3 separate regions of the Homo sapiens genome follow, and regions 2 and 3 are each linked to region 1. Evidence: chromatin loops called from intact Hi-C (ENCODE). Cell type or tissue: K562. All regions are shown on one strand.

Evidence for each region. Peaks named below come from ENCODE experiments on the same cell type or tissue, not always from the same donor. Only the 100,000 strongest peaks of a DNase experiment are listed, where the experiment ranks them.
Region 2: it touches region 1 in a loop (2.9-fold over the local background); 2 of 110 quality-filtered maps call a loop at or near these places.
Region 3: a loop joins it to region 1, with 3 times the contacts of the local background. A loop is called at or near these places in 2 of 110 quality-filtered maps.

The regions. Positions count from the first base shown.
Region 1 is chr6:126,050,124-126,058,123 of GRCh38, reverse strand. It overlaps a transcript of TRMT11 not described here. Among named protein-coding and RNA genes, the nearest start is that of TRMT11, 68 kb to the right of the region's middle. In K562, no CTCF peak of the experiment used is centred here; DNase peaks (open chromatin) are centred at 1,273, 1,563 and 3,573.
Region 2 is chr6:126,166,921-126,174,920 of GRCh38, reverse strand. It overlaps a transcript of TRMT11 not described here. Among named protein-coding and RNA genes, the nearest start is that of CENPW, 170 kb to the left of the region's middle. In K562, a CTCF peak has its summit at 3,847 (motif pointing right); a DNase peak (open chromatin) is centred at 3,840.
Region 3 is chr6:126,114,395-126,122,394 of GRCh38, reverse strand. It overlaps a transcript of TRMT11 not described here. Among named protein-coding and RNA genes, the nearest start is that of TRMT11, 130 kb to the right of the region's middle. In K562, a CTCF peak has its summit at 4,168; a DNase peak (open chromatin) is centred at 4,144.

The DNA of each region.
Region 1 (8,000 bases):
TGTCGGGAGGTGGGGGGCTAGGAGTGGGATAGCATTAGGAGAAATACCTAATGTAGTGTCGGGCTGATGGGTGCAGCAAACCACCATGGCATGTGTATACCTATGTAACAATGCTGCACATTCTGCACATGTATCCCAGAACTTATATAATTGAAAAAAAAAAAGAAAAAGAAAAAAAGAAATACCACTGGGGAGATGGAGCTGTCTAGCTAAGCCTTCCAATCCTTGCCAGCCCTTTAGCAAAGCTGCTCTAATAGAAAGACTCTGAAGACAAAGGCAATGAAGAGGTAATCTCTTAGGCCATTAGGTCTTGACCTAGGTTCCTTGAGCCCCAGTGCTGTCAAAATGCTAAAACCAACTCACACGCAGACGCCGTGTTTGACGGACTGAAGGCAGTGGTGTAGATGACACATTTTCTGTGTTTTCCTGAAGACTAATTACCGCCTAGGCAGAAGCATTTTAACTATTTTAATGGTTGCCAAACATATTACAAAGCTTCTGGTCTCAGTGAATTTCAAGCAACTTATTTAACCAAGCCTGTTTGGTTCATTGGACAGAATGATTTCTCCTCAAATTACAGAATTATAGTGTTCAGAGCTCTGATTTACATTCAACACTGACCATAAAGCCACTAATCCATTCCAATCAATAGGGTACTTGAAGTTTCTCTAGACATCCCCTAATAGGGCAGCTAATACAATCAGTGCCTCCAGCCAAATATCCCACCATAATTCATCGACATTGATTTTTCAAAAAGTACTGACTTTTCCCTAATACAGAGATAAGTAGCTTCAAAGATAACCTAAGACATAAGAATTCAATTCAATTCCTGGCATCAGAAAATCAAGACAACCATAGACACCATCAGATTACTTCTTGCCATGGAGGACTAGGTGAGAGGAAAGAGGAAGAGAGGAGAGCCGCAAAGGCTTGTCAACCTTGAACTCTCTCCCAGAAATCCTGCAGCTTTGCTCAGGCTGCTTTGCAAAAGAAAGATAATGCTCAAGACAAGTTTATTATTTACTGGGCCTCTGCAAATAAATAATTGTCACTTAAAAAAGGAAGAAACATACAAAAGGCATAGGCTTAGGGTTCCTTTGATAAAATTGCACCAGAGTTCACTGAACAGAAGGACATTGATCCCTTCCATAATTACTGCACCAAGAAAGCCTCAGTGGGCCCAACCCAGAGCTCCTATCTCAATAGACACAGCTTTGGGGCCAGGTGGAGGCACACAGAAGTGAAAGCCACGTTATCACCGTTCTTTGCTTCCTATCTTCTGTGGATAAAGAAGGGCTCCAGCCCCCAGCTATCAGGCCAGTTCCCCTTCACACATGCACATTTAACCGCACATCAGAGTCTGCATTCCTTCCCAAGCAAAACTTCCTCTGAAGTAAATGGCAAGCTCTGCCTCAAGGAGGATGGTGACATCAGTCCTGAAGTAATAGCCTTACAGCAGTCTGTATTTTCTCCCAACTTTCACGCCTGGCCTAAGTCTTTACTTGATGGGAAACCACTCTACAAACAAGAAAGGAGTTGAGTAGCCCAGGAAATAAGCTTCAGCTGACCCCAAAGGTGGCCAATCAGGAGGCTGCAAAGGAGGTCACATTCTTTGCTTAGGTATGCACCTAAGAGAGGCTACCGCTTCTGGCTAGGTGATGGCAGAATTCAAGAGAGGATCTGAAAACTGGCAGAAAATAAATCTACCTTTTATCCTTCCCTATTGGCCCAATAACCTCCCCACATCTCAGCAGTGGAAGCTTTGAAATCAAATAAAAGGACTTCTTGGGCAACATCTTGAACAATTTGACTCCTTACCATGATTCAACTCCTCGCCTAATGGATTTAGTTTTAGGCTCTGTGTTTTCTCTTCCTTAGTCTTTATAACCCTTATAAACTTTTCCAAATGCATTCATACAAATCATCCCAATAGTTCTCATTCCAAGAGAGATAGCTAAGGAAAGGTTATTATCTTATGTTAACAGTGCGAAATAAGACAAAGATGAATTCAGAGCTGTCCTGGGAGGACTGGGAAGGGACATCTTACTCCTGGTTCTTTGCTTTTGCCATTGTTTCACATGGGTGCTTCAATGATGGCTTCACATTGGGACTCTCTTGTATTGTTTGACATTGAGCTAAGCCATCTGTGACAGTGGTTGTCTCAAGGCAGGGAGCTGGGTGTCTCAGAGACCCACGAGAAGGAGAAGAAGAAAGAGGGAAACTTTTCATTGGGTATACGCTTTTGAACTGTTTTGAATTTCAAACCATGTAAATTTATTGCTTATTCAAAAAATTTAAATAAAAAGCTTTAAAAATGGACTATAGAACTTTATAGAACACTGAGGAAGCATGAAAAAGATGGCTGTAGAACTTTATGGGAGGAAACATAAACAAAGAAACGGGTTTAGTCATACAAAGAAATCGTATATACTAAAGGGAAAAAACGTCAATTCCTTTATGATCAGATGTTGCACCCCATAAAACCTCTCTGCCCTTCCCAATCTCACCCAGTACGTCATCCAGAGAACAGTGTATTGAAAGTGGTATAGTCTTGTTTTTTATTTTTTATTTTTAAGTGCCAGAGTTTGGGACTCAGAATAAATGAGTTCTTAACAATTTAACAAAAATGAGTTTAACCAAGAACTGTGTACAACTGTTCAACATAAGACATGTATCTTTTATTCATCTGATGTTCATAGTGGTTGCTGGCTGGCATATGCCAGGCATGCAGTAAATAGTGAAGGAGAAGCAGGCAGGGAGTGTTAGAGAAAACCAGGCGGGCCACAAGCAAGGGCTAGAGGATTCCATGCTGTCCTTCCTCTCATCCTCATTAGTAATGGGTTTTTAAAAGGTCGTAAAGGCCAGGCACAGTGGCTCATGCCTGTAATCATAGCACTTTGGGAGGCCGAGGCAAGGGGATCAGTTCAGCCCAAGAGTTCAAGACCAGCCTGGACAACATGGAGAAACCCTGTCTCTACAAAACATATAAAACTTAGATGAGTGAAGTGCCATGTGCCTGTAGTCCCAGCTTCTCAGGAGGTTGAGGCGGGAGGATTGCTTAAACCCAGGAAGTTGTGGCTGCAGTGAGCTAAGACTGCACCACTACACTACAACCTGGGCTATAGAGCCAGACCCTGTCTCAAAAAACAACAAAAATGTTCGTCAGCATATGGTGACTCAAAAAGCCTGGTTGCTCTTGGTAAGAATCTTCAAGGAAAGATGCGAAAGAGACGTGTTGGGAGTTCTGAGCTGTTTTCTTTCAGGGAGCACCCTGTGTCTCAGAAGACAGCAGAGTGGGCTCCAAGGTGAAGTTCTGAAATAGGCAACAGTGCTTGAATCACAAACTATTTTTTATTTATGACAGATTCCTTGAGGTTGATCAGTAAAATATCCTTTATGTATATCACCAGATTTTAAAATCATGACACTTCAACAGCTCATTTGTCTTGGAGCGGAGAAGCAGCTCCCTGAAACAGTGTTTGTATTTTGCCTTGGAGATAAGGACAAACATGAGCTGGCAACCCACAATCTTTATTTTCATCAGCTTGCTCTTCAGCAGGCCTACACCGTCAGCACTGTGTGAAGAGCGAAATCAATAAAAATCATCTCCCTCGGTGCAGGAGGCCAACATGTGACTGTTTCTTGGCTCTGGAGCAAGTATCTGTCAGTCAGGGTCAGGAAGGTTTCTACTGTACTTATCTGGGCAATCTCTTACCACAGTGTAACTGGGCACCTAGGGGGGCTCTATAGATGGGGAAATGGAAGCTTTGTGGTGTCAATGCCTTAATTCAAGCAGCCTCAGCTATGCAATTCACCCAACTTAGAAGACAGCATTAACTGAGACCTAGAACCAAGGCAGAAACAGACCCTGGAGCAAAGGCAAAGCCACAGACTCCCTCTTTACAGGCACCCTTTGTCAAGGAACTCAAGCACTTCAGCCAAGGACACCATTTTGAAAGAAATTAAAACTTCCCAAAGAGCCTTGGCATTACCAAAGGGGAGAGGAGGTCACAGGGAGTGGGCTTCTCCCAGAATTAAGTGCAGATTCTGCAGCAGGGCGTATGAGTCCTTTAGGATCTGGCTCTCATGACCTGTCCAGCTTCATTTCTCCTCTTTGGCTAATGCATTTAGCTCCTGGCACACCAACTAGTTGAACTGTTACCCAAATATGCTTTTCCAGTGCTATTCTCTCTGCCTGGAATCCCCCTTCCCGCCCTCACCCCCTGACATGATCACGCAACTTCCACTTCTTTAGGGGTTAACTTAGATGTCATCTCTCAGGCTTCTTCCTTGATCCAGTCCTCTCTCACGTGTTTTTAAATGTAGGTTTTATTATTATTCAGGTATGGTGAGACCAACAGATCACAAGACAATTTTAATTGAAAAGACAGTTTGTTCCTCGAAGCTCTCGAGAGGACACACCACGCCATGCAGGGCCATGTGGGGAAGGACCAGGGTCGTTCAGGAGGCAGAGGGGAGGGGAAAATGTGGACAAGAGCCTTTATTGTGGTTTCCAGAGGAAGGAACAGGTAAGGCAGGATAAGCAGGCATAGGATTAGCTAGTTTGAATAATCTCAGCAGGCTCTGGGGTATAGGGGTTGTCCCTAAGTTACCTGGTACCTGGCCCAAAAGTGATTAGGTCTGAGAAATAGTGACCCAAAGCATAAAAGCTGTATAAAAGAGGAAATAGAGTGAGTGGACTCTGGACTGTTTAGTTTCTATAAAAGACACACTTGAAGGAAGGTGAAACCTTTATCTCTAGGAATTGGCTGGTTCTGGTCTCTCCAGGGTCAGCAAAGCCCCAGATGTCAAAACATCAGAAACACATGGTTAATACACTACCACTGTTAGAAGTGGCTAGGTGCTCCTCTTAGACTCACACTGGGCTTGCCCTGTGGAAAGACGGATCACACTATTTTAACTGACTACTTACCTCTTTGTTTCATACCACCGCCATCCTCCAGACCATGAGCTCATTGAGGATAGGACTATGTCTAATTCCTTGTTGAGAGGCAAAAAAAAAAGGACACAGAGATGAACTTGGTACACTTCAAGGTCTAGCCTTAGGTTCCAATGCATCAGGTGACATCCCCCGCCATAGGAGCAAGTCTTCTGGGCCATTTACCCCTAGCAGAAATGGGTCAGGTCTTCCCCAGAAAGCTGATTCATCACACAGCACCAGTCCTGCCCTTCTTGTTTCCTTAGGAACCCACTTAGGATCATGAAAGAGCTTCTCTTTGGGTTCAGAAAGACAGACTGGAGGCAAAAACATGGTTCTCCTGTTTTCAGGTTCTTGATCTGTTTCTCCAAAACTAAGAGAGAAAACAAGCTAACAAATGCAAGATCAAAAACTAGATCTTTGTTCATTTATTTTGGTCCAAAAGATAAGACTGTAGACTTAAATGTCATCAGACCTCATGACTTTCCTGGCAGCATTTCTGTGTGAAGCTTTTAACCAGTCAGTTTAATCCAAATTAGTAGGAGCTTCAGAAAAGGCTTTTGGCCGGTCCACAGGTGGAAAGACATTGTCATGAGCTCTGCCAAATGCATAAGGATATATAAAAAGGGGGGCAGAGGGAAATTGGGATTTTTTTTTGGCCAAGCATTTTTTAATAAATTAAAAAACAAATGAAACCCCAGATTTAATTAAAAATTTCCCCATATTCTGGCCTACTCTGTAATTTTTATGTTGCTGCCTGAAAGGTATTATGTAGTTACTTAATAAGAGAGAGGAAGGGGAAGTATTTTTAATTTTAAAGGATGAGAGGAAAGGAAAACCCTTTGGGTTTTTCTTTTTCTGCGTCTGGAGCCCAAACAGCGGCAGCCTGCGTATTTCTTTAGCAGGTTTTTCTTAGAGACAACTAACAACAGCTTATCAATTTCTTTACATCCTAACTCTACAATGTAGCTCACTAACTTATACGGCAAATAGAGCACGTCCACCCATCCAGTTTGGGCAGAAGCACATCACCCAAAGCCAGTGTTATTCTCGCAGCTTCAAGTGGCACAGTGGAGAAATTTTATCTCATTAAGTAATTCTAGTATAAATTTCTTGTAATAAACTTGGAATGGCCTGATCCAGTCTCAAGAGTATTGGGTCATGTCAATTCTCTTTGCCAAATATATATATCATGCTGGGGGAAAACGGCACAGAAGGAATCTTGGAGCTGTACAATGTGTCTTGACTCAGTGGTTTTCTGTTTGTTTTGTTTTGTTTTTTGTCCCATACAGGGATCTTCTGCTTCTTGCATAAGTAATCATTGCCTGGCTTTGCTCTTGGATACTCAAAAGCCTGCTATGCAGTTCTTCATGCTTGTACCATAGGCTCCTCTTGTTCAGGATGTCCAAACCTAAACTCATCCTTTTCCCATTATCATCTATTCCAGTTTGTACCCACTCAGTGCCCTAGCTGGAATCTCAGATATCATCCCTGACTCCTCATCTGGTTCCCAACTACCAGGACCTGCCTGCTCACTCACCTTCTAAATATTTCTCCATTGAATCCCTACTACCACTGTTCTCTAACCTGGATGACTGCATCAATCTTCTGATCAGCATTCCAGCTTCTATTCATATCTACCTCCATGACAAACCACTATCATCAGAGTGATGGCCTGACCAAGTCTGATAATATGGCTTCCCTAGTGAAAATCCAGGGTAGGGGGAGTGGGTTAGTATGCCCAAGGTAATCAAGCAGAAATGCAAACCCCTTCCTGCCTTACTCTCTGACTTTATATTGTTGATCCCCAGTTCACACTTCAGTGACCATGAACTGCATGCAGTTTCCCTACATACCATGCTCTCTATTCCTTTGCTATGTCCTCTGCCTCACACATCATTACCTCCTCCCGGATCTTTCCCCAGCTTAACCTGGCTAACTACTACCTACCCTTCCAAACTCACTTCAGGGATGGTGCTGTAGGGATGTCCCTGTGTAATTATTCATTAAACTGTACTTATGCTTTATGCACTCTTTGGTATAAATAATATATCTCACAATACAGTTATTAAACCCAATATAAAAACTTCAAAAGGCAATTCAGGAAACACCTCCTCTTGGAACCATCTCCCACGCCCCAGCCCCAGGGCAGGCTGGATTCCTTGCCTGCATGTTCCCATAGGGCCCCCTGTATCTCACTGCACTTGATGCCTTGCTAGGATTATTTATCTCTACAACTACTGAAGGTTCCAAGCTTCTTCCAGGTAGGGATTATCATTTCTAATCTTTGACCCTGTAGTGCCTAGCATACCAATGAGGACAAAATATTTGTTGAATGAATGAATAGATGAGTAAAATGTCTTCCATCTGTCTCTATTGTCTATTCCCACTGTTGGTTCAGATTCTCACATGGACTGTTTATTTACCTCCTGGCCTGTCTCAAACACATCCTACACTCCATTGCCAAAATCACTTTTTTTTTTTTTGAGACCACATCTCACTGTGTCACCCACACTGGAGTGCAGTGGCATAATCACAGTTTCCTGTAACCTTGAACTCCTGGGCTCAAGTGATCTTCCCACCTCAGCCTCCTGAGTAGCTAGCACTACAGGCATGTGCCACTACACCTGGCCCATTTTATTTTTGTAATTACAGGGCCTCACTATGTTGCCCACGCTGGTCTCGTAATCCTGGCCCCAAGTGATCCTCCGGCCTCAGCCTCTCAAAGCTCTGAGAATACAGGCGTGAGCCACTGCAACTGACACCCCAAATCACCTTTCTGAAATCAGTCCCTATTCTCAAATCTTTAGTCCCATGACAACTTTCTATTGTCTATTTTTTTTTTTTTTTTTTTTGAGATGAAGTCTTGCTCTGTTGTCCAGGCTGGAGTGCAGTGGCACAATCTTGGCTCACTGCAACCTCTGCCTCCCAGATTCAAGCGATTCTCCTGCCTCAGCCTCCCAAGCAGCTGGGATTACAGGTGTGTGCCACCACGCCCAGCTAATTTTTGTATTTTTTAGTAGAGATGGTGTTTCATCATGTTAGCCAGGCTAGTCCCGAA
Region 2 (8,000 bases), 120 kb before region 1:
GGGACTCACCAGGGTGCTCCATTTCTGTCATTTTCTCTTTTTGCGACTCACTCTTCTGCTTCTCAATCTGCTCTTGCTCTCTCACTGTCTTTTCCTCTGAAAATTCAAAGGCACAATTATAGCATGAAGTTGCAAAGGTTTTTTACCTTTCACCTGCAAGGAACTAACAGGCAAGGACATTCAGGGTGGGGATGTAGACCAAAGAGAAAAATTCCTTTAACTAGATATAACCTTAATTGAAGAATTTTGACTTGTCCACAAGAGATCTGTGATAATGGAATCAAATACTGTTCCTATTTTACAAAACAGAAAGCATTTATATTAACTGCCAGGGAATAAACACCTCTGTTTGTTTTTTGTGTAAAGTGCTAAGTGCCATATAGGCAAGCGTGGTTAGGAACAGTGTGGCTTTAAGGTCCTGAGGCTGAGAGAAGCATCAACATTTTCCTCATTATTTGGGTAGAATGCCATAAGGAAATTTCCATATTTTGGTAAATTGAAGGGCATGGTAGCCCAGCAGATGTCAAGAAGTACAGATACGAAATTCATACCCTGAAATGTCTGGCAGCTTTTTGTGGGCTTCCTGACATTTAACCAGCAAAGACTGTAGATGTGTCTGAAATAAGACTGTTCCTTTGCTTTCTGTGACTTAGACTTTTCTGGGTTTGGAGTCTTCTGGGTTTAGAGTTTGTAAAATAAAGATCAGAATGCTTGCAGCTACACCTTCACCAACACTCCACCAATGCCATTCCTGAGGATAGCCTATGAGGAGTGGGCGACAGTGGGGAGTGAGAGGCTGCAGAAAGGTGAGGAAGGAACATGTGTTGCCAAGGCCAGTGCTCCAAATAAAAACATCAGGTTCTGGGATGGAACTTGAGATTCTGCATGTCCAGCAAGCTCCTAGGAACACACTTTGAGCAGCCAGGACCTTGGATCAGTGCTTCTCACACTATCTGTTGAGAAGGAATAGCTCCCCCACCCACATGATCCCAGGCAGGACTCTGCTCTTCTGTTCCCCAGACATTCTCCTGGGGCAGAGAAAGAGGCCACAGTGACATGACACACTAATCACTTCTGCAGCACACCAGGAACCAGATGCACCATCAAAAATTCTGCTGGTTTCCAGGTTGGGCATATGAGGAAAAAGACAAAAAGAATTCTTCACTTCACTGCTTGAGGCCACACAGTCTCTGTAACACACTGAAGGATGCTAAGTTCCTTTGGTTTTCCTGCAAACAACCGCTAACACCAGTCTTGTATTTAGAGTAGGATTTAAAATCCATCCACAGCCCATACTTTTTAAGGAAGCAAATCATGGGGTTGGCTTCCCATATGCTTCTCATCTCTGGGGTCTGCTTACCAGTTGACTTCTCATAGCATGCTTGCCCCGACTGCCTTGCAGTCTTTTCAGATGAAATTCAAGATTCTCCGGTAACTGTAGCAGGACAACTCCTAAGATCAGCGACCTTCCAAATAACCTTCTCATTCCTCTCATGTTCAGAGAATGGGAAAGGATGCCAGAAAGCTATGTGAGGGTGAATGAGGGCCAGAATTGTAATTTATATCTATGACCTGACAGAAAGGTGGAAACGGGGAGAATGTTACTCAATACTTTTTTGCACTGTACTAATCTCTCCTCAAGGATGCTTTGCCAAGACAAATCATATATTTTTATATAAAGCATCTACCATTTCTACTCCTTTGCCATAAACAGGCATTTCAAACTTAGCAAGGGCAAGAGAACTTTTTTACTAGAATAGAATGTTAGCTCCTTGAAGACAGAAATTCTGCTAGGCTCATTTACTGCCATACCCTGAGCACCAGAATAATGTTTGGCACACAGTAGGTGCTCCGAAAACATGTGTTGGCAACTACCTAACCATAATGGTAATGAGGGCATTGCGAGGCCTCATGACATATCTTCTCTACCTACATATTGTACACATCCTTCTTACACCCCGGTTCACCTCCTGCCAGCCTTTCCTGACTCTTCCCACATTTTATAAACTCCCTTCCCTTCTGTGCAAATTTATTATCTTCCCAGTATCCTCACCTCATCTATATGCCTCCTTTGTTCTACATTTTCTCTGATCTTGCATGTATCAGAGACTTTTACAGCATAAGTTTAAAAACTTATGAAACAGTGAGTGTTACAGCTCCACTGTCCCTTCTAAGCTTACTGCCTAGAACCATGAAAGAATGAAGACTCTAGTTTGCAAAGATTTCCTGCAGAGGTAACAGCTGTGAGTACAGCAAATATTGGACGGATGGGACACAAAGTCACGCTAACAGTATTGAAAGTGTTTCAATAAGACAGAAAAAAAAATACACTTGAAGAAAATGTCCTACTTCACACTTTTGACCAGGGCTAGAATAAATCTGTGAGGAAATATTTGTTGAGGCTTTATGTGATTCTGAGCAATCTGTGAGGTAAAAATCACATAACTACCGGGGACTCTTTTCAGATGTAATGAAATGCAGCCATGGTCCAACCTTGACTAGAGATTCTGCATGGGGGTTCTGCCACATGATGGGAAAGACAGATGGCCCACAGGATTAGTGTTTCTCTGCTCACATAACTTCTTGGAGTAACACTCAAGAACAGACCAAAATGACATCTTATTCTAAGTACCTCCCTTTGTCGATGTGACACCTCAGCAATCCCCCCACAATGACAGAATTTTGGCTCCTCAGCTAAACTTAATGATGCAGAAATAATTCAGGACATGAAAACTGAGGGGAAAAAAAGGTGCTGTACTAAGCAAAAACCACTTAGGGAAAATACCTTTTTTTTTAAATTTTGATCAAGTAATTCAGCCACTCCAAACAATGTAATCATGTTTGTGTTTCTCATTGAGCACTGGTGAAAAACATTTAACCTTTTTTTAAAAAGCCCTTTAAAGGCCAGGTGTGGTGGCTCTTGCCTGTAATCCCAGCCGTTTGGGAGGCTGAGGCGGGTGGATCACCTGAGATCAGGAGTTTGAGACCAGCCTAGCCAATATGATGAAACCTTTCTCTACTAAAAATACAAAAATTAGCTGGGCATGGTAGCAGGCTGCCCGTAATCCTAGGTACTCGGGAGGCTGAGGCAGGAGAATCGTTTGAAGCCGGGAGGCAGAAGTTGCAGTGAGCCGAGATCACACCATTGCACTCCAGCCTGGGCGACAAGAGCGAAACTCTCTCTCTTAAAAAAAGAAAAAATCTTTAAAGACACAGTTTCTCAAGATCCGATTTTAAAACTACAACATTAAAGTATCACCACCTAATAGTATTGTCACACCCTCCACTCTTGTGACAAATTGTTTTATGACTATTCCCTCCCCAGTTCTCACACTAAGAATACTATAAGAGCAGTTAAAAAAAAAAATCTTGGTTTCAAGTTTTCTTAAATCAGCTACAGTTCAACAACCTGAAATAATTAAAAATAAATTAGAACCTAATGTTCAGTAACCCAATCATAGCATGTGGCTAATTGTGAGTATCCAGTCAACACCAGCACCAAGTTCTGATGAAATAAAACCATCCCACTGACATATCCCCGGCACCCACCACCCCCAAGACTCTTAGGATACAATGTCTATCTATCACTTGCCAGGGTTACTTCCTTCTGTTACCACAAACACTCCCATTGCCAGCAAAAGCCTTAATCAGTCTTGAGAAAAAAAAAAAAGTAAGCGAATCCTGCTTTTGCTTTCATAACGCTATAAAAATACATATAGCCTCCTTCGATAGTTATCTATCTCCCCAGTTATGGCCTCCCCAGAATAAATTCTGGTGGGTTTAAGTAGATGAAACCAAATACTTCGAAGTTCCTCTTTCCATAGTAATTACTTACCTCACAACCAAAAGAGGGCAGCACTGAGGGCATCAGTAAAGGAGGTCAAAGTTAAATAGCATATTTAAGTGGGGATCAACCTGCTCATTAAAATCACCTGGTACAGTAAAAAATACCATCCCCAGAGTTTCTGAATCAGCTGCCCTGAGGAGGGACCTCTAAGGCATTGACATTTTATTGATGCTTCCCAGGTTATTCTACTGTGCCTTGTAACCAAAGCAGTTTTCACTTTATGTTTTTCCCTTATTTTCACTTATTAAAATATTTCACTTATTTTCACTTAGTAAAATAGGTTTTCCCTTATTTTCAGCAAAGTTAAACCTGGAAAAACCCCCAAAGAGCATCGAGATTGTGCTTCTCAAACTTCCATGAGGGCACAGATCAGCGGGAGATCTTGTAAAAATGCAGATACCACGTCAGGAAGTGTGGAGTGAGACCTGAGGTAGCACAGTTCTGGCGAGCTCACAGGTGTGCCTCATCTGAGAACCACACCTTGTTCTCCCTGTTAACTTTACTAGATAAAAAAAAATGAGACCCAGACAGAGACTGTGGCTTCCTTCAGGTAATACAGCCAGCGAAAGAACAAAATGTGATCAGAACTGAACATAATGACCTCTGTCTTGGGTTACCACAGCAGCTGACATATGGAAAGAACATCCACTGAATTTTCTATGGGAAACTGGGAGAAAACTAAGTGATAAGGAAATTTTGGCAATTTCAAGTATAAAAAACTCATAGTGTAAAGTTAGTGTAAATAAACTAGGGAGAGGGTTACAATTAAAAAAGTAAGAATCAGTTTCGGGTTTTTTGGTTTTGAAGCAGGAGGTATGAATGCATGGTAAGAGAATAAAACAAACTGAACAGAAGTGAAAAATAAGCAAACCCTGTATAATAGCACATGAAAAAGGGCACAGAGAGGGAAAAAATGAAACAATAGAAAATAAAAGACACCAGGCTGACAAAAGGAAAATAAGAATAAAAGTAGAGAGCTGGAAAATTAGACACAGGTTCTAAAATAAAAGGAAAATACAGCAGCATGGAAAGGAACAAAAAGAAAAATCTAATGAGACGGGAGGATTCCTGGAAAAAGACTATATAAAATAAATTGCAAGAGAGTAGAGACCATGAGAAGGTAAAGTACTAAAGACAGTCAGGAACCTGAACACATATAAAAAAAAATTTGTCTTATTTAGTAGAAAACAGAAAAGAAGTTGTATTTCATGAAATATCATGGTTTTTATTTTTCCTGTTTATATTTTTTAAATAACAAAAAGTAATTTCTCCATTACCAGCTGGGACCTGAAAGATTTGCACAGTTCTAGGAAGGGGAAGTAAGAACTCTTCTGAGGCTACCATCTCCTCTAGGCAGAAGGAGTTGAAAAGAAAACAGGTTTAAGTCCAAAAGCATTCCATTTTTTGTGTCCTATGTAAAATATTATGGGACCCAGAAACTCTTCACCAGCCAGGTGACCACATATTTTACCACAGCATGAGAGACAGGCTTTTTTGAAGAAGCCATAACTCCAGCTTTATGAACTGATCCAGGCAGTCAAAACCAAGAGGAATCATCTTCAGGAGGAAACGTTTCCCCTGAGCATGTATCTGTGAAAACTAAGTTCAGACTGATGAGTCTTTTCGACATGGGTAACACTAAGCACCATTGTTGCCCAAATACATTTAGATCGTGGCTCTAGGGAAGTCCCTTTAATTACATATTTCCACTGACCATTTCCATTCACTAACCATAGCTCATTTCCAATTCCAAAACATCACTTAGAGTCTCAAGGAAGAAAAAAAAATATTGCAGAAGTTTTCTTTCCTATAGACCAAACGTTAAAAATTCAAATGCCTACAAGGACAGGGCAGCTCACACAAATGGGTAAAGCTGGCCTGCCTTAATAAGACTGGGAGCACGTGTCACATTAAAAGGTAGCTCCATCTACCCAGTTCCAGTATGCAGAAATGCAGACTCAGTGCTACCACATGCACCTGCATTCCAGGAGACTGAAGAAATGCAGATTCTTAGGTGCGATCTCCTGATTTTTAAATGTTAATGATTAGTTTGTTCGTTTGTTTGGTTTGATTTTGGAATAACTTTGCAATTCTGTTTTAGATCCTGCATTTTCGTTGGAAAAGATGGAAAATTTTCTTAGCAATCAAAAAGGAAAGAAGTAGACATAATGGTATGAGACAAGTGGATCCACCACAAGTAGACTCACCCATAAAATAAAGCACAAGTGGTTTGTACTTTTATAACATTTCTTTTCATGGCAGGGCATGGTGGCTCGCACCTGTAATCCCAGCACTTTGGGAGGCCGAGGCTGGCAGATCACAAGGTCAGGAATTTGAGACCAGCCTGGCCAACAGGGTGAAACTCCTTCTCTACTAAAAATATAAAAATTAGCTGGGCGAGGTGGCACACTCCTGTAATCCCAGCTACTTGGGAGGCTGAGGCAGGAGAATCGCTTGAACCCAGGAGGCAGAGGTTGCGGTGAGCCAAGATCGCGCCACTGCACTCCAGCCTGGGTGACAGAGCAAGACTCCTTCTTGGAAAAATAAAATAAGACCTCTTTTCATCCAAGGAGAGGGAAAGTGGCAATTCTAACATAATGGCCAATATGATCAGTAGGATACAGCTGGCAAAAACTTAGCCTCACTTCTAGCATTTATTCCTATAGCTCCATATATTGAGAGCATTTTCTTTCCATTCACCAATGACATGTCATTCATATCATTAACAGAAATAAGTTTAGTTCTTAGATTTTGACTTGAAATCCCCTGGGTAGTCCCTTTTTACTCAGTATCAACGACTGTTGGAGAAACCATAAAGAACTCCCCCTAACACTGGTTCTGACTACACAGCTTTTCTAGGAGGGCTGAGGTTGCCGGTGTAAGAGAAGGAGTTCCACAGCTTCACTGTTCAGCATTAATATTCACTGATAAAAAGAAATGTGTTTCTTAATATGATAACCAGCTCCTAGTCTCCTGAGGCTCCACTGTAGCTGAGTTTCATGAGGCCCACATCAATCTTCCAAAACACATCTGAAGCCATGCAGTTCACATTCCAGCTATAAATGGGAGACACTGACCCAAGTCCAAACAAAAACAAAAATCATCCAAAACCTCCTCTTTCCAACATCACAGGCTTCTGAATAAAATGTTTACATTCTCCCAGGCTGGAGTTCTTCCAGACAGGGCTGGAAACCAAAGTCACAGTGAATATCAGAGGCTGACTGATTACAAATCAGGAAACCTACCCAGAAACATATGTCCGAGGTGGAAAAAGAAGGCTGGTCTGTTGAGCGTATGAAGACTGGGAAATACACATATGTGCTGTATCACTTGCATACATTTGAGAAACTAATGATTATCCATAGGCACAAATACAGACACACACCATATACACACACATAAGAGCATTGCCTTCTCCTCAAAATTCACTGATTCCCATACTTTATTTTTTAGATAAGCTGAACACACAATAGCAAATTAATGTTTTAAGAACCATAACAGATGGCTGGCAAGATGGCTAGGAAGAGCTCTGGTCTGCAGCTCCCAGTGAGATCAAAGAAGAAGGCAGGTGATTTCTGCATTTCCAATTGAGGTACCCACTTCGTCTCATTGGGACTGGTTAGACAGTGGGTGCAGCCCATGGAGGGTGAGCAGAAGCAGGGTGAGGCATCACCTCACCTGGGAAGTGCAAGGGGTCAGAGAACTTCCTCCCCTAGCCAAGGGAAGCTGTTAGGGACTGTGCCATGAGGAACAGTGCTATCTGGCCCAGACACTATGCTTTTCCCATGGTTTTCGCAACCCACAGACCAGGAGATTCCCTCGGGTGCCTACACCACCAGGGCCCTGGGTTTCAAGCACAAAACTGGGCAGCCATTTGGGCAGACACCGAGCTAGCTGCAGGAGTTTTTTTCATACCCCAGTGGTGTATGGAATGCCAGCGAGACAGAACCATTCACTCCCCTGGAAAGGGGGCTGAAGTCAGGGAGCCAAGAGGTCTTGCTCAGTGGATCCCACCCCCAATGAAGCCTGACAGGCTAAGATGCACTGGCTTGAAATTCTTGCTGCCAGCACAGCACTCTGAAGTCAACCTGGGACACTTGAGCTTGGTGGGGGGTGGGACACTGGTCATTATTGAGGCTTGAGTAGGCAGTTT
Region 3 (8,000 bases), 64 kb before region 1:
ATGCCTAGCCTTGAGGAAAAATGGGACTGAGAGATAGGAGGGCAAGAGAAGGTCAGAGAAAAACTTTTTCTTCTAAGGCTGCTGTGGAGGCTCTCATTTGGAGGTATTATTTTCTGAGCCTGTATTAGTCTGTTCTCATGCTGCTAATAAAGACATACCCGAGACTGGGTAATTTATAAAGGAAAGAGGTTTAATGGGCTCCCAGTTCCACATGGCTAGGGAGGCCTCACAATCATGGCAGAAGATGAATGGGGAGCAAAGTCTTACATGGCAGGCAAGACAGCATGTGCAGGGGAACGCCCCTTTATAAAACGATCAGATCTCATGAGACTTATTCACTATCACAAGAACAGCATGGGAAAACCTCCCTCCATGATTCAATTATCTCCCATCAGGTCCCTCCTATGACACATGGGAATTATGGGAGCTACAATTCAAAATGAGATTTGGGTGGGGACACTGCCAAACCATATCAGAGCCCAACATCAGTATTCCTACAAAATTTTCAGATGAGCTGTTTGTGTGTCTGTGTGGCGGAGTGGGGGGTGGTTATGAGAGTAGATTGGTGATTTCAGAATAATAGACCCAGAAATTAACTACCCTGCAAAGTCTAGGGGATATAACCCTGACTTTCCAAGAGAACATAAATTGTCCTGGACATGATGGATTCTCTGTCCTCATGAGCATAGAGACTTAAATCTGTGTGCCAGATACTTTGCTAAGTGCTTTCATACATCATTTTATATAACCCTCACAACAGCACTAGGAGACAGCCATTAATTAACTAATTCCACATTTTGAAAGTAAGGAAACTAAACTTGAAGAAGATAGAACATTAACCCAAAATTTCACTGCCAATAATTGTCAAGATTAGCTTCAAACCCAGTTCTTTCTAACACGAAAGCACAGGTTGTTCTTCCACACTACTAAAGATCAATAAACCATGGTAGAGCACCCTGGTAACTTAAGTTTGTAGCTCTGTGCTCTATGTTTTTGTTTTCTTAATAGTTTATTCTAGAAAGATATTTCATCAAGAAGTTTTGAAAAATTCATTGTTATTCTTACTTGTGATTTTTTAGAGCTAATAAATGGGCATCATATCTAAATGGCATGAAGTGAGACAGTCAGACTTTGGGCCAGCCAAACTAGTACCTGATTCATTAAATAAACAAATTCAGTTCTGCTAAGATGGGCAAGACATGGGGAATACAAAGTTGAGTAAGGCACAGCAGACCTTGTGCTTAAGAAATTGATAATCTAATAGAGTTAATATGAAAACACCATATAAGTGTGCCATGGAAGTTCAAAGGATGGGGAGATCACACCAATTGGGGGCAATAGTAGAAGTTTCAAAGAGCTATTACCTAACGTGGGCCTAAGAAACCTGAGATAGGAGAGGTTTAAGATGCATTCCAGGTGAAGGGAAGATCACCAAAATGGTACCAAGGCAGTGAGGCCAGACCTGCTCTTCAGATATATCTGAAACATGGGAAGCAAACCAAACTTAGGGAAGAAGTTTGATGACTCAAATCTATGTCCAGTGAATAGATGAAACTATTTAATATAACTTTGGGCTGAAAGAGACTTATTCCACAGGCTTCCTTTGCTTCTGGCACATTTCTACCATTGTCCAGTTCCAGGGGAAAAGCTTAGAAAACATTTCTTGATGCTAACCTCCATCTAACTTTTTAGTCTCACATTTGGCAATAGAGAACTACAATACTATCCAGAATCAAACATCAGGTGCCAAATGTTATTCTATGCAGACATTTTATATAGAATTACAGCCCTTAAACATAAAGGACTCATATATGAGAGAAAGTCTGACAGGTCTTTAATTATCCACTGGGAAATAGCTATACAGCTGAAGTCAACCTCCTTAGAGGACATCCATATTTTAGGTTTGTAACGTTGACACAAACATTTGCTTTTGGATGAATTTTTAAATAACTTTTTTGTACCTAAAAGTAATAAATGACCATTCTGAAAAATTTAGAAGATATGAAAAGGAATAAATAAAAATAGCAATCATCCATGGACAACCACTATTAAAATTCCTTTCTTTTACCTATTTTATATGTTTGAGATCATATTATTAGCATATTTTATATACTATATTTTGAGATGGAATCTTGCTCTGTCACCCAGGGTGAGTGCAGTGGCGTGATCTCAGCTCACTACAACCTCCTCTTCCCAGGTTCACGTGATTCTCCTGCCTCACTCACCAGAGTAGCTGGGATTACAGGCATGCGCCACCACACCTGGCTAATTTTTTTTATTTTTAGTAGTGATGAAATTTCACCATGTTGGTCAGGCTGGTTTCGAACTCCTGACCTCAGATGATCGGCCCACCTCAGCCTCCCAAAGTGCTGGGATTACAGGCATGAGCCCCTGAGCCAAGCTTTATTTGGTCACTTTTACAGCATAAATTTATTTCCATAGTATTCATTTCTCTATTAATAAACATGTAACTTGTTCTAATATTTTTGCTATTTTAAATAATGTCCCAGTGAACATCTTTGGGTTGAAACGTGTTCATTGCTAATTGTTTTTCTTAGGATAGAGTCCTGCAATTGAAATTTTTGGTTCTAAATATATGTAAGTTCTTTATCCCTTTGATAAATATTTCCAATTTGTTTTTCCAGAAAGATACTCTCAACTTACACTCAATTTGCAGTCAGCTTTAGTGACTTCTATAATGTTCATAGGATATATGTTCCATAGGATCGTTCCAAAAGCTAACCCAGTAAACAGGCATATTTGAGTCCTCACTCCTAAATTCAGAACCTGACTCACACCGGTCCATTGGTACTTTACCATCTTTCCATGCATCGGTTTTCTTCTTTCATTCTTTCCACACCTTTCCCCAACAGCCACCAGTTTTCTTGTCTTAGTCTTTTTTTTTTTTTTTTTTATCAAAGAAGAAAGGATCTTATGGTGTCAAGCACACTGCACACTAAGGCATCAGGACCTTTCCCAGGACTATGGCCATTTATTAGAGAAACTGCCCTGGAGAGGCCAGGTTTCATCCACAGGAGTGATACACTATGAAATGTAGAGCTCAACAGGGAAAGTAATGGGAACAGAAGGTTCAGGATTTCTCAAATCACACCACATAGGCAACCATGAACTTTTAAGGAAAATTGGACCTGCTCTTTTTGTAAAGGACAAGCCTCTGTTTAGGGAGCTTTCACTTTGCAAATGGACCCATTCACATGTTTATCTAGTGATTAATCGCTGTGCTAAATGTCTCATCAGAAAGGCCTCTCTTGGGCCAGTCTTCAGAGAGATAACAGGACTAAATATGGGAAGTGAATGGCATATATTTGGACCCAGGGATTTGGATCCAGATCTCTATGGAAATAAAGTGAAAGCCCATGTCTGTCAACTTGGCCCTTTGGGAAAGTATATAAAAATCCTACCTAGCTAACGAAATGTTTATAAAAGAGATTTGGCAGCCTAAATAATTGTCATTCTGCTTATTAATAAATAGTGATATATGCAATTTAGCTTTACAAAGGGGGAAAAGAAATGTCTCCAAAGCAAATAGCTGTTGAAATATAATAAAGAGATCTCCCTCTGAACTTTAGTGATTTCTATAATTTTTCACTTGGTAAGTTCTTAATAGCTGAAATTTCTATTATGGATGGGATAAGGAAAGTTTATTTTTAAACTCTCCTTGATAAATCAGAAGAAAATAAGAAACAATGTCAGAAAAAAATCCATTCAAGCCGAATGTAATTGTTGAGTCATATATTTGAAAGCTAGCCATGTATTCAAGAAATAGGAAGAAAAAAAGTAAATTCTTCCATCTCCCTAGGAATCAATGCTCATTTTCCAGACAATATCACTTCATCAGACTTTTATCCCAAAACTGCCAGACAGAAACATTGGTAACCATAGCAATTCTCTTCCACTCAAATGATAGACTTCATTAGAATTGCGCATGCCTGCTTGTTTAGTATTGTTTTAGAGAATTTTGCTGTGGGAAGGGGGATTTTTTTAAATAAAGAATTTATGTGATTCTTCTCTTCCCAGGAACTTTTAGAACTTGTAGAAGATAAGGCAACATCCCCTGAATGACTAGAAATGACTAAGGACTGACAGCCACTTAGAGTGTTATCATTTTCCGAGAGGGCCTGCTGCTGGTTTTGTGGGCACTATCTCCACAGTAGCAGCCACTTAATCGTTCAATGTTATTTGAAGAGGTTTAAGAGGTGCTACAGCTGCTGCATCTCAGGGTTCTATTTTTAATTGGGATGAACTTAACTGGGGCCTGAATCTCTTCAAGAGAGAGACTCTCAGGAAACATTTATGGCAAATCTACTGACAGCAGCAGAATAGAAAGATAACTCAATAATCAAATCCTCTGAGAATAAAACACTTTTCCAGAAAGTCAACCTGAACAGACGAGTTGGAGGAATTTCCAGCCTCTGTAAAAGATCCTTGTCTGTAAGGTGGACAAAACGCATATTATAACTTACGTTTTGCATTATGGAATAGGAAACTAAGGTTCAGAGAGGTTAAGCGACATTCTATGGTCACGCAGTTAATAAGTGGTAGAGCTTTGACTAGAATCCACATCGCCTGACTCCATTTACAGTGATATTTCTACTATTCAGTGTTTTCTGGTTAAAAACATTTTTGAAGGGCTTTATTGCCTTTGTTTGTTTCCTTGTTTTCCTAATCAGATGGCGGGGTTACAGTTGGTCATTCATTCTCCTTTAAGTTAGTGGATGGATCTGTGGTCTTACTAAATAATCATGGTCAGAATGAAAGGTTCAACTGAAGCTCTAGATCACAAAAAATGCAAAAAAACTAATATAATCAACATTAGAGTAAACTAGGCAATATTACTAATACTGTTTGACCTACTCATTCAACGTGAGAGAAGGATGATTGCTCTGATTGCTCACATGCAACAGAAAGTGACTCTCCCTGTCAAGGACGGTAAAAGACATTCTTTCTGACACACAGAGAGAAAATGTTGATCCCACAGAGAAACAGATCCTACAAAGAAAAAGATTCATCAAAGAAAAGCAGATGAGACTATTTGAACTAAGAAAGAGAGCTGCAGTGTTGCTCAGTATCCAGATTCTAGAACTAAATTTTTTCTGGAGTTAATATAAGTATTCAAAACAAGAAATAAAGATCTCATTGGAGACCAGGAGGTGTAGAATACACAGTAGAGCCTCCAGGCAGTAGTGAATTTCCCCTCAACACACTGGCTACTAGTTACTTCACCTCTTTAGCGAGGATACAAAAAGCAAATGTACAAAAGTAACCCCCAAAAGTCCACCTTTGTTATTGTTTGGCCCACCAATTTGAATCGTGGACCATAGTCAAACTCCTAGGCTACCAGTTGATCCTGGGTACTTCATCTTAGCAAGGCCTAGTTTTTCTTTACATTGTTGTATACGCAAAAATTCTCAGATGGTGACTGAGAACTTTTTGGAATTTTAACACAAAATATCTCCAAAAAGAGAGCTAATAATAGGAAAGTGTCAAGACAGTGAAGGAGTCTAGGAAAATGGTGTGTGAATTTAAATCTCCCTCATGAACATCCAAATTCTACTCATTACAGCTCATTGGTTAATGTATTGCTTGTATAAAACTGTTTGTAAAGTTAAATGTATTAGGTACAGTAGGGACACTTGGACCAAGTGAAACCATCCTTATTTTACAGTTAAAATACTACTGACCAAAGTAGACAATTCTGAAAAAGCAAATCCTAAATGGCTGTCTTAATGAGATACATATCCACGTGGATTTATGACAGGTTACATAAGAACAGACAGGATGGTCTCCAACGTGCCACTCGTGGCACTAGGAGTAGTGAATTAACTATTTGCACTACCCTATTATTAAGGACAAAACCACATATGCTTATGTGTGGACAAACTGTGGGCTTATGGGAAGAAGAAGAGATGGAGGCCAGAAGATTTGTATTATTAATAAATGCCACTATGGATTACTATAGACTATTACTTACTTCCCATTTATCTCTGATTAATACTCTCAGAGTCTCTCAGCTAAGACAGACCTAGCAAAATAATGAAGGTAATAAAGTTTGTATCCAGTGCGCTTTCCTCCCCTATGTCTGTCCACCTCTTCATTCTAGCATCTTCTTCTCACTCTTGTTCCTTGGAAGACTTCCAGCACACTCCCATTGCCCCAAAATGGAGACAAGCCAACCTGAGCCTTCTTGTTATTTGCCTTCCTAGAAAGCTCACCTTGTTGCAGAGCACTGGTTGTTAAATGAGAAGGCATTTTGAGTTAGGTACAGTCAAAGGAGAGAAGAATAGATGTTTCCATATAGCAATTTAGTATAGGAAACTTGCTGGACAAGCATTGAAAATTAAAAAAAAAAAAAAAAAGGACCCTAAGGTAACAGCATTAATAAGCACAAGGGATTACGAAAACCCAGAATCTTGGAGGGGGGAGCCCAGAGCTGGGACTCACACTTCATTGCTGCTGGTATCTCTCAGGGGGTGCAGCAAGACTGATTTGGGGAGTACTCAAATAATCTAGAAACTTGCCTGCCACTCCAGGGTGAAAAGTCACTGCTGAGGTGACACTAATGGGAACAGGAAGAAGCAATACTCTCCTCCCTCTGGCAGGCTTGTGGTCCTCTTCTAGTGCCACCTAAGAGCTAGATGGTGAAAAAAACCCAGAGTCACAAAGTAGAATACAGAAAGGTGCTTTTGAAATAGAGACAATAGCTTAATAACCACACAGGTGATAAGTTGAGCAATGTTCTAATGTTTCTTCTTCTTGAGTAACATGTACATTTTAATTGCTTTACTTCTGATTAAATAGCAATATAAATATTTTCAGACTTGGGCAGGGATACTAAGGACTAGAAAAGAAATGAACATATTTTGAGGGCTAAGGAAATTACCTAAACTTCAAATATCAGGTGACTGAATTTTCCTCTAAGCAATAGCATTCAATCTTCACTGCACATTGGAATCATCTGAGAAGCCTAAAAACTACAAATACCTTTGTCCCACCTCCAGAGATTCTGACTTCATTGGTTTGAACTGCAACCTGGACATGGGAAATATTAAAATACCAAGTGTTTATAACGTACAGGCAAAGTCAAGAACTACAGAGAAGACGAATAATAGTGAGCACAGCTGCCTAGCACTAGCATTTGTGGAAAGGAAAGAGATTTGGAGGTGAAGTATAGGGGAGGAAGCCCTCTGCCTTGAAGGCACTCTCGCTGTGCACAAATACAGCTAATACCCTCCTGAAGGGTGGCTGGAAGGTGGGTATTTAGGCTATGTTAGTACAGTCCCTTAGTGAATTAAGGAGCACAGTATATGGAGGGGGAAAGACACGTGCAGCAATAAATGATTGGCGGTGAGAATGCAAAGGGTAGAAACATAATTCTAAGAGAGAAACTAAAATTGAACCAAGGGAAATGGAAAGTTAATCAATACAGCATAAAACTCGGTGCCCAGGGTGACTTATACCTCTCTTACAGCTCTGTAAATGTGATACCATTTAGTCCACAAGTGTTTGTTTTTCACAGATTTGCTCTTTATCAAGCCTGTTCATCTGTGTGCCTTCTAAAACTGATGTAATATAGCTGAGAGAAAATCTTCTTTGCTGAATAACAAATAAAATATTTGTTAAGTGAATAAACTTACTGAATATCTGCCATCTCTAGATATTGGAGTAGGCCCTAGAAAAAAGCAAAGATGAATAATACATGATTCCCAGTGGAAAGACAGAAAAGACCTCATTTGTTACATGTGGTATATTGAGTAGTATGAAAGATATAAAAAGTCACAGTACACTGCGGAAACTCCCCCTGCGGGAAAGGCACTGTTTTAGCCTCTAGGAGTAACATACAGGTCCCACCTTCAAGGAGCTCACAGTCCAAAATCTTGGGTCATGCAAAAACCTAATGCCAACTGGTACAAGCCACTAATCATGGGCATCTCATCATCCAATCAGCACACAGCTGTCACCCCTAGTAGAGGATCTTTCTA